2 separate regions of the Homo sapiens genome follow, and region 1 is linked to region 2. A link is an interaction called in ENCODE POLR2A ChIA-PET data of the cell type or tissue named here. Cell type or tissue: CD4-positive, alpha-beta T cell. All regions are shown on one strand. Each heading gives the region's core, and the rest is flanking DNA. Links, peaks and the distances in the headings are about the cores only. Region 1 overlaps GBF1 (golgi brefeldin A resistant guanine nucleotide exchange factor 1). Region 2 has its middle 17 kb from the start of TRIM8.

Region 1 (2,907 bases), core at 281-2,780, 320 kb after region 2:
AGGCTGCAGTGAGCCGTGATTGTGCCACTGCACTCCAGTCTGGGTGACAGAGCAAGACCCTGTCTCAAAAAATAAAAACAAAATATCATTTTTTACTTACCAAGTTGGCACAAATAAAACTGATAATATTCAGTGCTGATGACAGGGTAAGGAAGTAGAAATTCTCAATCACTGCTGGTGGAAGTATAAATGATGTAACCTTTTGGGGAAGCAACCTGGTAATAGCTATAAAAATGCAATATGCACGTGGTCTTTAATCCAGAAATTCCAAGTTCAGAAATCTTTCATACAAGAGTAAAATTAGCAATAAGGGGCCGGGCATGGTGGCTCATGCCTATAATCCCAGCACTTTGGGAAGCCGAGGCGGGTGGATCACAAGGTCAGGAGTTTGAGACCAGCCTGGCCAATATGGTGAAACCCTGTCTCTACTAAAAATACAAAAATTAGCCGGGCGTGGTGGCACAAAATGGTGAAACCCCGTCTCTACTAAAAATAAAAATTAAAAAAATTATTAATAAGGACATGTGATCAAGGATGCTTATATTAGCATTATTTATGACTTCAATAGGAAACAATCTTAAATATTAAGAATGAGCACATGAATTGTGTTATATCTATATTACACTATGGAAATTATAGAGCTAGTAAAAAAAATCATACAAGGGGCTGAGGGGAGAGAGAAATGGGGAGTTATTGGTTAATGTTAACTCCCCATTATGTTAAGTTTCTATTTGGGGTAATAAAAATGTTTGGGAAATAGATGGTGGTGACGGCTGCACAACATTGTGAGTGTAATTAATGCCAATGAATTGTAAACTGAAACTGATGGAAATAGCAAGTTTTATATATATTTTCTACAATATAAAAGAATAAATCAGATGAATAGTTATATCATGTACATTTAAGTTAATACTATCTGCTTTTTTTTTTTTTTTTTTTTTTTTTTGAGACGGAGTCTTGCTCTGTCACCCAGGCTGGAGTGCAATGGTGTGATCTTGGCTCACTGTAACTTCCGCCTCCCGGGTTCAAGTGATTCTCCTGCCTCAGCCTCCTGAGTAGCTGGGATTACAGGCACGTACCACCCTGCCTGGCTAATTTTTGTATTTTTAGTAGAGATGGGGTTTCACCATGTTAGGCTGGTCTCAAACTCCTGACCTCATGATCCGTCCGCCTCGGCCTCAAAAAGTGCTGGGATTACAGGCATGAGCCACTGTGCCTGGTCAAGTTAATACCATTAAATGAAAAAAGAAAATATGTAGCACATAATCCTATTTTTATTTCATTTTATTCTATTCTTTTTTTTTTTTTTTTGAGACAGAGTCTCGCTCTGTTGCTCAGGTTAGAGTACAGTGGCGCGATCTCTGCTCTCTGCAAACTCCGCCTCCCGGGTTCAAGCGATTCACCTGCCTCAGCCTCCCCAGTAGCTGGGGTTACAGAAGCCCGCCACCACGCCTGGCTAATATTTGTATTTTTAGTAGATACGGGGTTTCACCATGTTGGCCAGGCTGGTCTCAAACTCCTGACCTCGTGATCCACCCGCCTTGGCCACCCAAAGTGCTAGGCTTACAGGCGTGAGCCACCGCACCCGGCCTTATTTCATTTTAAAAAGGAATGGTACTTCATTTATAAAGACATAGAAAAACATAAAGATTCAAACTAGGCTGTTCACACTATTTGCCTAAAGAAGGAGGAGGAACATTGAGAAAGTACAGGAAGGACAATTAACTTTTCTTTTGAACATCTCTATTGTCTGTCTTCTTATAATGTGCATGCATTATGTTTGAAAAAATAACTTTAAAAATAAACCTAACCAGGCCAGGCACAGTGGCTCACACCTGTAATCCCAGCACTTTGGGAGGCCAAGGCGGGCAGATCATGAGGTCAGGAGATCGAAACCATCCTGGCTAACATGGTGAAACCCCGTCTTTACTAAAAATACAAAAAATTAGCTGGGCGTGGTGGTGGGCGCCTGTAGTCCCAGCTCCTCGGGAGGCTGAGGCAGGAGACTGGCATGAACCCGGGAGGTGGAGCTTGCAGTGAGCCGAGATCACACCACTGCACTCCAGCCTGGGCGACAGAGTGAGACTCCATCTCTAACTAAACAAACAAACAAACAAACAAACAAACCTAACCAAACTTCCAAGAGTAAGGTACCATACCCTTAACTCTTTCCAAAGCATAGAGAAGCCAGAGTGCCAAGGAAAACTTCTTCTCTTGCCCTTCCCACCCTGTACAACGTGAGTCAGCTAGCATGATGAATAACCAACAACAATCCTATTTCTCTTCTACAAGAAAAGAGGTGACTGGAAAAAATTTCCCACTATCACCAGCTCATTGCCTAAGGCCTGGGCACCCCAGGAAAGGTGGGAAATGAAGTGCTGTGGTCATGCAACAAAGCCTGAGCTCTTACCTATGAGTGCATAGGACAGGAACTTGTTGACAGAGGTGAGTGCCAGTCCAGTGATAGGGCCAGTGGTATCTTCAGAGCGAATCACTTCCAGAAAAGGTCGAAGGAATACATTGGGCTCAATTTCTGAGAGTTCTGCAAGAAAATACACAGAAATGAAGAGGTATCATCTAAGAGAAAACTAAACCCTGGAAAAAGTTTCTTGTTTGTGCCATGAGGCTAGAGGTCTTTGTTGTTGGGTCAATCTTCTTCCCTCTGGATTACCTTGAATCAAATCCCAGACACTGTATCATTTTATCTGTAAAATTTTCAGCATGTAGATCTAAAAGATTAGGAATCTTAAAAAAAGAACAAAAACACAATATTATCTTTTTTTTTTTTTTTTTGTCAGACAGAGTCCTGCTTTGGAGTGCAGTGGCATGATCTCAGCTCACTGCAAACCTCCACCTCCAGGGCTCAAGCCCCTCAGCCTCCTCAGTAGCTGGGACTATAGGCGTCTG
Region 2 (2,907 bases), core at 169-2,668:
CCACCACACCCAGATAATTTTTTTTTTTTGAGAGGAAGTCTTGCTCTGTCCCGAGGCTGGAATGCAGTGGCACGATCTCTGCTCAGTGCAACCTCCGCCTCCCAGTTTCAAGCGATTCCCCTGCCTCAGCCTTCCAAGTAGCTGGAATTACAGGCATGTGCCTTCACGCCCAGCTAAGTTTTTGTATTTTAGTAGAGACAGGGTTTCACCATGTTGGCCAAGATGGTCTCCATCTCCTGACCTCGTAATCCGCCTGCCTCAGCCTCCCAAAGTGCTGGGATTACAGGTGTGAACAACCGTGCCCGGCCCAGATAATTTTTTTTATTTTTAGTAGAGTTGGGCTTTCACCATGTTGGCCAGGCTGGTCTCGAACTCCTGACCTCAAGTGATCTGCTTGCCTTGGCCTCCCAAAGTGTTGGGATTACAGGCATGAGCCACCGCGCCCAGCCTAATATTTTAATTTTTTATAGAGACAGGATCTCCTTATACTGCCCATGCTGGTCTCATCAAGGGATCCTCCTGCTTCAGCCTCCCAAAGTGCTGGGATCACCTTAGAAGAGGGGCTGTAGTGTGGTGATGTCTGTCTGGGGATACCCAGGAATCACGACTCCAGCTCCTTCACCTCCCACACTTTCATAGGGTCAGCCCTGCTCCCATTTCTTAGTAGGCCAGAGTGGGAGGTTGGGGAAGGACATGCCTCTGATCCTCCCTCCAGGGCCTCCTCCCCCAGAATTTACAGGCTGCAGAGGTGGGGTAGGGAATCCCCCAGGCGGCTAGATGGGTCCTGGGTCCTGAAGTTGCGAATCGAATTGGTTCTCCCCCACCCTCGGATGGGAGAAGATGAGGGTGTCTTAGGAAGGCCATGGTGACAATGACAGGATCTGAGTGGGAGAGTGTTAGCAAGGCCTGTTAAGAACCCTGAGGTGAGGTCACAGCTTGGAGAGAGGGGCCCTGGGGTGCGGACTCAGTGGGTCAGGGCATCCACCCTCGTCTCCTGCCTCCCACCCCAGGGTGCCCTTTGAAGCTGGAGGGGGCTTTGAGCTGGGGTCTCCTGGCCAGATGCGCTGGGAGAAGGGGTGGAGCCGATCATCCCCTAGGCCTCGCCCTCTCCACCCCCACCCTTCAGACTCCCTTCTTGGCCCAAAGACCGTTTCCGGCAGTTGCAGGGGGCACCCATCACCCCCCAGGCTCCTGCCTTGCAGCTGTTCCCCAGCTGCCCTGCCCCACCCCAAAGACAGCTGGGAGCGAGGCCGAGGGAGGGGGCAGGAGCGGCCCAGCTGCTTGGCTCCGGGCTGGGATGGGGAGGGCGGCAACATGAAAGAGCTGGGGCCGGCAGGCAGCAGAGGAAACCACCCCCACCCACTCCCTCGCGGTGGCCTCGCTGCGGGCTCAGCACATCTGGGCCACAGGAGCTGTCGGCCCCAGTCTGTGGGGTAGGGAGACGTGGTCAGATCCCCAACCCTTCCCGGAAAGGGGAGGCGTGATGGCCTTTGGGGGAAGGCAGGAGGGGAGGGCTGGGCACTGGGGCACCTGTGGCTGCAGCCAGCCCTCCAAGGGGCCACCAGTTCAGGGCAGAGAAGGCCCCTCCGATGACTTCTGAATAAGCCTGTTCCCTGGGGCAGCCCCAGCTCTTTCTGGGCCTCCTCTGCCCCGACCCTTTTGGGAGCTGGGTGACAGCTGCTCCTACAAAGCCAGGGACAGCTGGGTGGCTGGGGACAGCTGGGTGGGTTAGCGTCTCCCTGCTTCCCTGGCTGCCTAGGGAACCCCCCCCAAGCCAACTCTGGGCAGCTGCTGCTTCACCTATAGATGTGTGCCTGAGCGTGTCATTGTCTGGAGTGGGCTTCAAAGCTGGGACATGGAGGGGCTCAAGCCCATCCCATTCCCACCAGAATGTCCCCTCCACATCTCAGTGGATTGACGCACCTGGGGAAAGGGCCTCTCCCCTCAGCCAAAACAAAACTAGGCCAAGTGGGAAAGAAATTAGGCAGCTTTTTATCTTGGCTCCCAACTCTTGGCACGGGGGATGTCTCAGGGCTCCTGAGAACTGGAGAAAGGGACAGTGAGACAGAAGCAGATTTGAGTGGAGTGAAGTGACTGTCCACCGGCACCTGCCCCCAGGCATCCTGCACCCTGGGCTGGAGGGGCACTGTGCTCCAGTCATTTCCCCACTCCCTTTAGCCCCAAACAGGTGCACGGGGAGGGAAGGGGTAGGCCAGCTGTTGTCATACTGCTCCTGGCTCCCTGCCACACTGGGGAGGGGAACAATGAAGCAAGGGTCCACCACCCCACCCGAGTCATCCTCTACTCCCTCAGGGCAGGAAGGCGGAGGCAGTTAGCAAGACCAAGGCTATGGTTTGGTCTGGCCAGCCCCAAAGTCTTTATTTTTCTTTTTTTTCTTTGAGACAGGATCTTGCTCTGTTGCCCAGGTTGGAGTGCAGTGGCAAGATCTCAGCTCACTGCAACCTCCACCTCCCAGCCTCAATCAAGCAATCCTCCCACTTCAGCCTCCAGAGTAGCTAGGACCACAGGCCCGTGGCACCACGCCTGGCTAATTTTTCGTTTTAGTAGAGATGGGGTTTCACCATGTGGCCCAGGCTGGTTTTGAACTCCTGAACTCAAGTGATCCATCCACCTTCAAACTGCTGGGATTCCAGGCATGAGCCAACGTGCTCGGCAAGCCTTTATTTTTCTGAGGGGAGGGGTGGCTAGGGGTCAGTGAGGCTTGGACCACTGGCATGGGACTTTTTTTTTTTTTTTTTGAGATGGAGTCTGGCTCTGTCACCCAGGCTGCAGTGCAGTGGCACGATCTCGGCTCACTGCAACCTCTGCCTCCCAGGTTCAAGCGATTCTCCTGCCTCAGCCTCCTGAGTAGCTGGGACTACAGGCGCCCACCACCATGCCGGCTAA

The links. ChIA-PET counts read pairs that join two places held together with the same protein. Peaks named below come from ENCODE experiments on the same cell type or tissue, not always from the same donor. Only the 100,000 strongest peaks of a DNase experiment are listed, where the experiment ranks them.
Region 1: POLR2A ChIA-PET joins it to region 2 with 5 read pairs; 2 of 35 experiments call an interaction of 5 or more read pairs at or near these places.

The regions. Positions count from the first base shown.
Region 1 is chr10:102,343,686-102,346,592 of GRCh38, reverse strand. It overlaps GBF1 (golgi brefeldin A resistant guanine nucleotide exchange factor 1), which reads right to left. Exons shown (of 40, transcript NM_001377137.1): 4 at 2,411-2,542. Among named protein-coding and RNA genes, the nearest start is that of NFKB2, 51 kb to the left of the region's middle. In CD4-positive, alpha-beta T cell, for the core only: no CTCF peak of the experiment used is centred there; no DNase peak of the experiment used is centred there.
Region 2 is chr10:102,659,743-102,662,649 of GRCh38, reverse strand. No RefSeq gene overlaps it. Among named protein-coding and RNA genes, the nearest start is that of TRIM8, 17 kb to the right of the region's middle. RefSeq lists a silencer at 1,323-1,382. In CD4-positive, alpha-beta T cell, for the core only: no CTCF peak of the experiment used is centred there; a DNase peak (open chromatin) is centred at 1,349; H3K4me3 peaks cover 1,142 bases; H3K27ac peaks cover 1,972 bases.